2 separate regions of the Homo sapiens genome follow, and region 1 is linked to region 2. A link is a loop called in an ENCODE intact Hi-C map of the cell type or tissue named here. Cell type or tissue: Caco-2. All regions are shown on one strand. Links, peaks and the distances in the headings refer to the core of each region. The heading gives the core; the rest is flanking DNA.

Region 1 (4,908 bases), core at 472-4,471, 120 kb after region 2:
GGTCTAAGAGTGAGGCTGCCTTAGGACTAGGACAGCCCAAAGGAAGGGTATGCAGGCCTGACTGTCGAGCCCCAGTGCAGGCTGAACACTTCACCGGCATCCTCCTTTAACTGTTGCCCCAAGGGTGCTATTCTTGGAACTCTGCTCTTCTCATCCTCAGGACTCTCCCTAGACAATCTCACCTAACTCTATGCTTTCTGCTAGCACCTATGTGTTAGTCACTTCAAAATCTCCCACCTAAGACTGACTTGAGAGCTCTAAACCTTCATTTCCAATTCACTACCAAAAGTCTACACCAGGTTGGGACACAGATTATTCTAACACAGAGGTTCTCAACTTTAGAAAGGTGACTCAGAGTCACCTGGAGCGCTCGTTAAAACTCAGATTGTTTTGTGGATGGGATTGGGCTCATCCCCAAAGTTTATGATTCAGTAGGTCTAGTACGGGACCTGAGAATCTGTTTCTAAAAAGTTTCTATGTGATGCTGGTGCTGCTAGTTCAGGGTCCACACTTTGGGAATTGCTGCTGTAACAAAACATATTCAAAATGAAACCCATTTTCTTCCTCCAAATTCTTTTTGATCAAATCTTATACCTGTTGTTCATCCAGTAGAGTATTGCCGTTAGCTTCTTCATGAATCTTGAAAATAATCCTCTCCCCTTTCTTCTCCATTCTACCTCTCATTAATGTAGAAGCAAACTTGGTTCCTGTGGTTAAAAAGGGTAAATGACTCACTGCCCAACATACACAAAGCTTACTATAGGCCATATCTATGAAGCACACTGAATGAGTGTGGGGATAGTTCAAGAGAAGTCAAGGAAATGGAAATTACTTTTCTTGATCTATGGCCAGCACTTACCCAGCTTATTTAAAATAGACTGGAAAGAAAATTTAAAAACTAATTCCTTAGGAAAAGCTGCATTTTTGGTGAACTTTGTCATAATTTCCATCTATCAACCCTTTGGATTTATGATGGGAACTTTTATAAAATTAATTTTGCAATTAACTTGAGACTTGAGGACTAGAGGGAGCACAATTCTTGAATTTGCTAATTGTTCCTTTTTATTTTACCATTTAAGATAAAGAGCTATTTTAGCAGCATGAGGATTATTTAAACACAAATTACAAAGGCATATTTACATCTATACATTGCTGAACAATATTTTCAGGCGTGGTGGCACCAAACAGATAAAAGACAAGAACTCTTTCAAAAGTCCAAAAACTTACAGGAAAACATGGATGTACTGTGGCGAGGGGAAAAAATAAACTCTAAGTATAATACAAATAGTCAGGAACACTAGATCACTGAATTTTTTCTCTGTTATTCACATATTAACTAAGCCATTTGTCAACACACTAAATACCAGTAGCGATATCTTGTGTCCAAGAATCTGCCAACATTTGATGATTCAGTAACTGTGCAGGGTTTTTCCCCAGAGATTTCACTGGGTTGCTTGTAAATAGGCAACAAAATTATATATGTCTATGTGCTTACATAATGTCACATTTAAAGCATGGAAACATTGTTAAGCACAGATAAGAAAAGCTACAAAGCATATAAATTACTTGAGGCCTGTTTTATTCACTTCATAAATTGAAATCCTATGTTAACACAAGCAGGTGACCATGGCAACATTTGCTGGTTAGGCATGGAATATTAAAAGAGGGACAAACTGTTTCATTCCTATGCACTTCACAGGAGTGACTTCTATTTTCACTAATCTTGCACTATTTAAGAAATCCGTCCATTTCCTCTAAGTTATGAAATTTGTGGGCATAGAGTTGATAATATTTCATTATCATCCTTTTAATGTCAATGAGATCAGTAGTAACTGACTTCTTTCACTTCTGATATTATAATTTGTATATTTTCTCTCTTTTTTGGTTAGCCTTGCTAGATATTTCTCTTTATTTTTAAAGGCAAGAAACTCACATTTTTTTTTTTTTGAGACGGAGTCTCATTCTGTCACCCAGGCTGGAGTGCAGTGGCACGATCTCAGCTCACTGCAACCTCTGCCTCCCGGTTCAAGTGATTCTCCTGCTTCAGCCTCTGGAGTAGCTGGGATTACAGGTGCCCCCCACCATGCCCAGCTAATTTTGGTATTTTTAGTGGAGGTGGGGTTTCACCATGTTGGCCATGGTTGGCCAGGCTGGTCTCAAACTCCTGACCTCAGGTGATCTGCTCACCTCAGCCTCCCAAACTGCTGAGATTACAGGCATGAGCTAGTGCACCGGCCATAACATTTTAAATTTATTGCTACTTTCATTTACGTTTTACTGAAAAAGTGTCCTTTTCATAATGAAAAGGGAACTTTTAAATAATTTTAAATTTCTATGTTCTAATTAATAAAAATTATAGTTAAGGAAAAGGCAAAGTTAACATACAAATTTGCTTATTTTACATTTTTGTAAAACAATTATATCATTCAGTATTGCTGCTCAAGCGAACACATGCATATGAAAATCTCTCTTGTACACATATAAAATAGAAGACTTATCAAACACCTGCAACACCTATATATTATTTGAGAGTTTATTATCATTTAAATATCCTTTCAAATAAGATCCAATAGCATTTCCAAAAATAGAAAGTGTCTATTTGAATACCAGCTTTTGGTAGAACGTGAATAGCATTAAGTGTGTGGCCTGAGTAAAGGGCAGACCAGCAGAAAACATTAGCGGACTTTCCAACATTTTTACCATGGCTGATTAAATAGAAACACATTTAAACAAATGCCCCTTGGCATTAAATTCTTAAAACTTCTTATAAACACATGTTTTTCATTCATGCAATATCAGCTATTAATTTGTGTCACTTTTGCTGTCAATAAAGAGAAAATTCACCAAAGACGGCTGGAATTACAAGCATCTTTATTGTTTACTTTATAAGATAACTGGAGGTTGTTAGTCCTAGACGTGCTTCTGTGGCTTGAGGAAACATTGACTCTTTCCATCTTTCTATTCTATTGGCTTTATTCTTGTTGTGATGTCAAAATGGCTACTGAAGGTACAAAAAACGTCCTCAAATCACAGGATCCCAGGCAGGAAGGACAAGGTAAAGGCAAAAAGGCTCTTGCACAGCTTATGCCTTTTTGAGGGGAGGAAAATCTTTCTTAACAGCAATTAGATTATTGGTCAAAAGTAATCCTTGCTTTCCCCTCAAACTGTCATTGGCAAAGAGGCATGGCCACACTGTCACTCAAACAAAGGGACGTTCTGTTCACAAGGAAAAAGGAAATAATGCTATTGGATGGGTCACAATGTATGCCACATTTTCTCTTGTGACAGAAAAATTTGCAAAGGGGAGTTTTACCATAAAGCCCTCTACTAAATATATAACCATTGGTGATTGATCTCTAGACTATCCTACATCTAATAAAATCCATGACTTGTTTAAATGATGAATGTTCATGTTCATCAAATCCACGTATAAGACAAGATGGTACAGAATTCATCATTTGTACAAGATGGCTAGAAAGAGAAACAAGAATCCAATAAACAATCTGAGTGTCAAGTCATCAAGATACTGATAATGTGACTTTCAAAAATAAATTCTGTTTTACACATAAGCTCTAAAGTGAACACCTACATTGACTAAGCTTTTCCTTTGAAAAGACCACTCTTATCTCAAAAAAAAACTTTTTAAAACAGAGAATGAATAAAGAACTAATATTTTGAGGACTACTAGAGCTAGTTACTGTGTTTGATTTTTAGCATGTGGTACTCTTTTAATCCTCACCATAAACCAATGAGATCTCTCTTTTTATAAAGCTGACTTAAAGTAAACACAGCTAAACAAGGCTGAGTCTGTTAACTAACCAGGCAAGCAATCACATGCCTGTGAAGGAATTTGTTGAATAGTTTGTTCATTCAGAGAGAAAACTCACAGTTTTGAGTTCTAAAAAAGTAGGCATTCATGATAGCTATGGTAATTAAGTGTGAAAGCCAGCACTCTATATAGGAGGGAATAGGTCCATATGTTTGTACATGGTTGGTTGTAACAAGATCCATTGTTGATGAATCAGAAAAGTCTTCAGTTAGGTCTAGTAAGCGTCTTTCCTCTTTCTCTCTAAAACTTGTGATCTTTTATCAGCTCCAGCTTGCCACCAGTTAGAACTAGTGGCAATGAAACACAGCGGTCAGCTTTGTATTTCCCAGACAAGTACTGTTATGGTTGGAAATTTTTCAGTTTACAGCTCAAAGACAATAAAAGTTTATTTCTCACTCAAACAATTCAGGGCAGTTTCCCACGAGGCAATTGGGTGGTGTCTCTACAGTCATTCAGGGACTCAGGCTGACAGAGACCATACAATCTTCAATATGTGGTTTCTAAAATTTCCCAGGGCATTGGCCAGGGGAAAAAAGCTGGAAGGATCTTTTATGAAAGATATCGGGGAACCAGGTCTGTGAGTGGCACGTATCACTTCCACCTACATTTAACTGGATAAACCTAGTCACATGGCCATACCTCACTCCAGGATCTGAATGGTTAAAAAATGTCAACTTCCTCATGGTTTCTGTGATCAAATAGTGTTAAACAGAAATGGTCAGTTAATCAAGCTTCCTGCCACAGAATGATTGGCTTTTAATTTGCTAAGGAACCCTGTGATTTTTCCCATGGGATATAAAAGTTTGTAGCATTGTAGCATTACTCAAACTGATTTGGGCATAGTACTCATTTTAGACTGCTGCAATGATCTAAGTGGTGTTTCTCAACTTTAGTGTACATTAGAATTACCTGGTTTGTTAAAACACAAATTCCTGAGCCCCATCCCCAAGGTTTCTAATTCAGTTGGCTGTTACCTAAAAATGTGCATTTTCAACAAGTCCTCAGGTGATGCTAATACTACTAGTCCAGGGACCACCCTTTGAGAATCACTGATCTGCAGGATCACTTAAGAGATAAGG
Region 2 (5,976 bases), core at 793-4,792:
TCCATTGTATTGTTCTTATGCCTTTGCATCTTCATAGCTAAGCTCACACTTATGAGTGAGAATACACAATGTTTGGTTTTCCGTTCCTGAGTTAATTCACTTAGAATAATGGTCTCTGATTCAATCCACATTGCTGCAAATGCCATTATTTCATTCCTTTGTATGGCTGAGTAATACTCCATAAGGTGTATATCAACAATTTTTTTATCCACTCATTGACTGATGGGCATTTGGGCTGGTTCCATATTTTTGCAACTGTGAATTGTGCTGCTATAAACATGCATGTGCAAGTATCTTTTCTATATAATGGCTTCTTTTCCTCGGTATAAATACCCAGGAGAGGGATTGCTAGATCAAATAGTAGTTCTACTTTTAGTTCTTTAAGGAATCTCCACATTGTTGTCCATAATGGTTGTACTAGTTTACATTCCCACTAACAGTGTAAAAGTGTTCCCTTTTCACAACATCCCCACCCACAACTATTACTTTTTGATTTTTTGATTATGGCCATTCTTGCAGGAGTAAGGTGGTATCCCATTATGGTTTTGATTTGCATTTCCCCAATCATTAATGGTGTTAAGCATTTCTTCATATGTTGTCGGTCATTTGTATATCTTCTATTGTGAATTGTCTATTCATGTCATTAGCCCACTTCTTTGGTGAGATTGTTTTTTTTTTCTTGCGGATTTGTTTGAGTTCTTTGTAGATTCTGGAAATTAGTCCTTTGTCAGATGTATAGATTGTGATTCTCTCCCACTCTGGGTTGTCCGTTTACTCTGCTGATTGTTTCTTTTGCTGTGCAGAACCTCTTTAGTTTAATGAAATCCCATCTATATATCTTTGTTTTTGTGGCATTTGCTTTTGGGATCTTGGCCATGAAGTCTTTGCCTAAGCAAATGTCTAGAAGCAAATGTCTGGTGTTATCTTCTAGAACTTATATGGTTTCAGGTCTTAGATTTAAGTCTTTGATCTATCTTGAGTTGATTTTTGTATAGTGAGAGATAAGGATCCAGCTTTATTTTACTACATATGGGTTGCCAATTATCCCTGCACCATTTGCTGAATAAAGTGTCCTTTCACTACTTTATGTTTTTGTTTGCTTTGTTGAAGATCAGTTGACTTTAAGTATTTGGCTTTATTTCTGGGTTCTCTATTCTGTTTCATTGTTCTATATACCTATTTTTATACCAGTACCATGCTGTTTTGATGACTGTGGCCTTATGCGTGGCCTTATAGTATAGTGAATTTTAGGATTGTTTTCTCTAGTTCTGTGAAGAATGATGGTGGTATTTTGATGAGAATTGCATTGAATTTGTAAATTGCTTTTGGCAGCATGACGATTTTCACAATATTGATGCTACCCATCTGTAGGCATGGGATATGTTTCCATTCATTTCTGTCATCTATGATTCCTTTCAGCAGTGTTTCATAGTTTTCTTTATAGAGGTCTTTCACCTCTTTGGTTAGTTATATTCTTAAGTTTTATTGTTTTTTTAAAATTTGTTTGTTGGTTTGTGTTATTTTTTATAAGTCCTGTGAGATTTATGCTTTAAGGAGATTCTATTTTGGTATATTTTGAGGATTTGTTTCAAGATTTGGAGCTCCGTTTAGCAGTTCTTGTAGTGCTGGCTTGGTAGCAGTAAATTCTCCAGCATTTGCATGAAAAAGACTATATATTTCATTTATGAAGCTCAGTTTCACTGGATACACAATTCTTGGCTGATAATTCTTTTGTTTAAGGAGCCTAAAGATAGGACCCCAATTTCTTCTAGCTGTAGGGTTTCTGCTGAGAAATCTGCTGTTAATCTGACAGGTTTTCTTTTATAGGTTACCTGATACTTTTTCTTCACAGTTCTTAAGATTCTTTCCTTTACCTTGACTTCAGATAACCTGATGACTATGTGCCTAGGCACTGATCTTTTTGTGATGAATTTCCTAGGTGTTCTTTGAGCTTCTTGTATTTGAATGTCTAGATCTCTAACAAGGCCAGGGAAGTCTTCCTCAATTATTCCTTCAAATATGTTTTCCAAACTTTTAGATTTCCCTTCTTCCTTGGGAACACCAATTATTCTTAGGTTTGGTCATTTAATATAATCCCAAACTTCTTGGAGGCTTTGTTCATTTTCTTAAAATTCTTTTTTCTTTGTCTTTGTTGGATTAAGTTAATTCTAAAGCCTTGTTTTCAACTTCTGAAGTTCTTTCTTCTACTTGTTTGATTCTATTGCTGAGACTTTCCAGTGGATTTTGCATTTCTCTAAGTGTGTCCTTGATTTCCAGAAGTTGTGATTATTTTTTATTTATGCTATCTATTTCACTGAAGATTTTTCCATTCATATCCTGTTATCTTTTTTAAAAAACATTCTTTACATTGGACTTCAACTTTCTCTGGAGCCTCCTTGACTGGCTTAATAATTGACCTTCTGAATTCTTTTCTGGCAATTCAGAGACTTCATCTTGGTGTGGATCCATTGCTTATGAGCTAGTGTGATCTTCTGGGGGTGTTAAAGAACCTTGTTTTTTCATGTTACCAGAATTGTTTTTCTCATTCCTTCTCATTTGAGTAGACTATGTTTGAGAAAAGATCTGGGGTCAAGAGCTGCTGTTCAGATTCTTTTGTCCCACAGGGGGCTCCCTTGATGTGGTGCACTCCTCTTTCCCCTAGCGATGGGGCTTCCTGAAATCTGAACTGCAGTTATTGTTACTTCTCTTCCGAATCTAGTCACTTCTGAATCTAGTCTCCAGCCTGGTACTGGGGTGTGTCCGCAAAGTGTCCTGTGATGTGATCCATCTTTAGGCCTCTTAGCCATGGATACCAGCGCCTAGTCTGTTAGCGGTAGCAGGGTAGTAAATTGGACTCTGTGAGGGTCTTTGGTTGTATTTTTGTTAAATATACTAATTTTGTTTTGATTGGCCTCCAATCAGGAGGTGGCGCTTTCAAGTGCACATCAGCTGTGGTTGTATAGGGAGGATGTAATCTTGCCCTAGAGGAGGTGGGGGATGGGCCATAGAGCTCCCAGGAGATTATGTCCTTTGTCTTCAGCTACCAGGGCTCCTAGAGAAAGACAGCCAGGTGAGGGCAGAGTTAGGCTTCTGAGCTCAGACTCTCCTTGGGCGGGGCTTGCTGCAGCTGCTGTTGGGGGAAGGGGGTGTGGTTCCCAGCCCAATACAGTATTTTCCCAAAGAGGATTATGGCTGTCTCTGCTGCATCACACAGGTTATCAGGGAAGTGAGGGAATGCCAGCAGCCAGAGGCCTCACCCCATTCCCACACATCTTGCAGCTCAAAAAGCCAGTCTCACTCCCACCGTGCCCCACTGTGCCCTAGCACTGAGTTTATTTCCAGTCAGCTGGTTAGCAGGGCTGAGAACTTGCCCCAAGCTATAAGCCTTCCAGCTGAGAAAGCAAGCCGACTCACAGTTCCTCAGCTGTCCCACGGAGCCCGCAGGGGCAATCCACCTCCTTCAAAGGGTCTGTGGATTCTCTCGGCTTTCCTGGTATGTACCTGTAGTACTTCTTGGAGCAAAAGTTCATGATGTGGGTCTCCACACACTGCTCTTTCCCTCTGAGTGGGAGCTGCAAGTTAGTCCTGTCTCCTATCCACCATTTCCCCCCATCTTTTTTTAATATACATTTCTCTGCCCATCAGTTCTCTTGGGCCCTGAGTTAGGCAGCCAGGCCTTCAAGCCTCCCGCCCAACTGATCAGCTGCCCTCTGCCCTTGCCTCTGCTTCCTGAATATCTATCTTTATTCCCTCTGCCTGTGTCCAGCACAGTCCAGCACTGCCCTGATTCCTCAGTGTTACTTTTACCATATTCTATTGCAGATAACTGTTTTATTTGTCTATGTCTTCCATGAGACTGTAAACTTCAGAAGTCAGTAATCGTGTTCATATTTGCATCACTTTTCTATTGTTGTGTAACAAATGATTGCCCACATTACCAGTTTAAAAAAAATACACATTTATTATCTTAGTTGCTGTGTGTCAGGAGTCCAGGCTTGACTTGATTGGATCCTCTGCTTAGGGTGTCCAGAGGCTGCAATCAAGGTATCTGCTTGCAGCAGATGGTTTGAATCATGGAAAATGCAGAGGCATTTGAACCAGAGCAACTCCATCTTGAATAGAGACTGGGTAAAATAAGGCTGAGACCTGCTGGGCTGCATTCCCAGGAAGTTAGGCATTCTTACTCACAGGATGAGATAGGAGATCAGCAAAAGATACAGGTCAGGAAGACTGCTGATAAAACAGGATGAGGTAAAGAAGGCATCTGAAACCACTGAAGGCAAGATGGCGATAAAAAGTGTTTTCTAGTCATCCTCACTGCTCATTATATGTTAATTATAATGCATTAGCATGCTAAAAGTCACTCCCACCAGCACCATGACAGTTTACAAATGCCATGGCAATGTTAGAAAGTTACCCTATATGGTCTAAAAAGAGGAGAAACTCTCACTTTCAGGAAATCTCCACCCCTTTCCTGGAAAACTCATGCATAATCCATGCCTTGTTTAGCACATAATCAAGAAATAACTGTAAGTATTCCTAGTCGTGCAGCCCATGCTGCTGCTCTGTCTATGGAATAATCATTCTTTTTTTTTTTTTTTTTCAAATTTTGACTCATTTATTGAATTAAAATTATACTACGTATAAAACAGCAATCTATATGCAGTGATTTAATGCATCATAATATATACATTTATCTTTACAAAGTCAGGATGCAAGTTCCAATGATTATGACTATAAAATTTATATTAAACATTTCCATAAGTGACTTCGGAATAATCATCCTTTTATTGCTTTACTTTCTTTAAACTTGCTTTCACTTTACTCTGTGGACTTGACCCAAATTCTTTCTTGTGCAAGGTCCAAGAATGCTTTCGTGAGGTGTGGATTGCGTCCCGTTTCTGGTAACATCTTGACTAGAAAAGGCTCTGCCTCTAAGCTCCCTCAGGTTGTTGACAGAATTCATCTCCTTGCGCTATGGAATTCATGGTAAATTGCTTCTACAAAGCCAGCAAAGGAGAGAAGGGTAAGGGGGTGGGAACGGGGTGAATGATGAGAAATTACTTAATGGGTACAATGTACATTATTTGGGTGATGAATACCCTAGTTCCCAATCTTTTTGGTAGCAGGGACCTGTTTTGTGGAAGACAATTTTTCCACGGACTTGGGGGTAGGGGATGGTTTTGGGATGAAACTGTTCCACCTCAGGTCATCAGGCCATTAGTTAGATTCTCATAAGGAGTGTGCAACCTGGATTCCTTGCATGTGCAGTTCGCTATAGGGTTCGCTCTCCTATGAGAATCGAATGCCCCAGCTGATCTGACAGGAAGCGGAGCTCAGGCAGTAATGCTTGTGCTCACCTCCTGCTGTGCAGCCTGGTTCCTAACAGGCCACAGACCAGTATCTGTCTGTGGCCCAGGGGTTGGGGACTCTTGCCCTAAAGCCGTGATTTGATCAGTATACATTCTCTTCATGTAAAAAAATTGCACTTGTACCCCCAAATTTTTACAAATAAACAAAATTTTAAAAAGAGAGAGAACCTCTAGATATTTATTAAAAAAGCTAGCATGACTGAGTTTTATATAACACAATTAACAAAATCACAGTGTGACAACCTATCACTATATTCTATTGGGGAGAAGCAAGTCTTCCAATGGTACTTAGTCTTTCAGGCCAGCTCTTGGTTGAAGATTATGCAAAAGAATTTTTGTTTATTGTTCCCAGGCATTTTCCTTCATTATTTTCTCTGGGGACTATTTATTACTCAGCACATAGCTAACAGTCTCTTTGGGTCTAATCAAAGCCCCTTCCTTATAAGGCATGCACACATGCTCACGTGAGTCTGTGTATGTCTTTTGTGTGTGTGGTCTGTGTATGTGTGTGTGGTGTTTGTATTATGTGTGCGTGTACATGTGTGTTGCATGCATGCGTGTGTACATATACATGTGTGCATTTGTGCTCATGTGTATGTGTGGG

Evidence for each region. Hi-C counts contacts between places; a loop is a spot of excess contacts. Peaks named below come from ENCODE experiments on the same cell type or tissue, not always from the same donor. Only the 100,000 strongest peaks of a DNase experiment are listed, where the experiment ranks them.
Region 1: a loop joins it to region 2, with 9 times the contacts of the local background. A loop is called at or near these places in 1 of 110 quality-filtered maps.

Annotation. Positions count from the first base shown.
Region 1 is chr12:39,235,817-39,240,724 of GRCh38, forward strand. No RefSeq gene overlaps it. Among named protein-coding and RNA genes, the nearest start is that of LINC02406, 93 kb to the left of the region's middle. In Caco-2, for the core only: no CTCF peak of the experiment used is centred there; no DNase peak of the experiment used is centred there.
Region 2 is chr12:39,119,616-39,125,591 of GRCh38, forward strand. The region is part of intron 1 of LINC02406 (long intergenic non-protein coding RNA 2406); the gene reads right to left. Among named protein-coding and RNA genes, the nearest start is that of LINC02406, 23 kb to the right of the region's middle. In Caco-2, for the core only: no CTCF peak of the experiment used is centred there; DNase peaks (open chromatin) are centred at 3,196 and 4,146.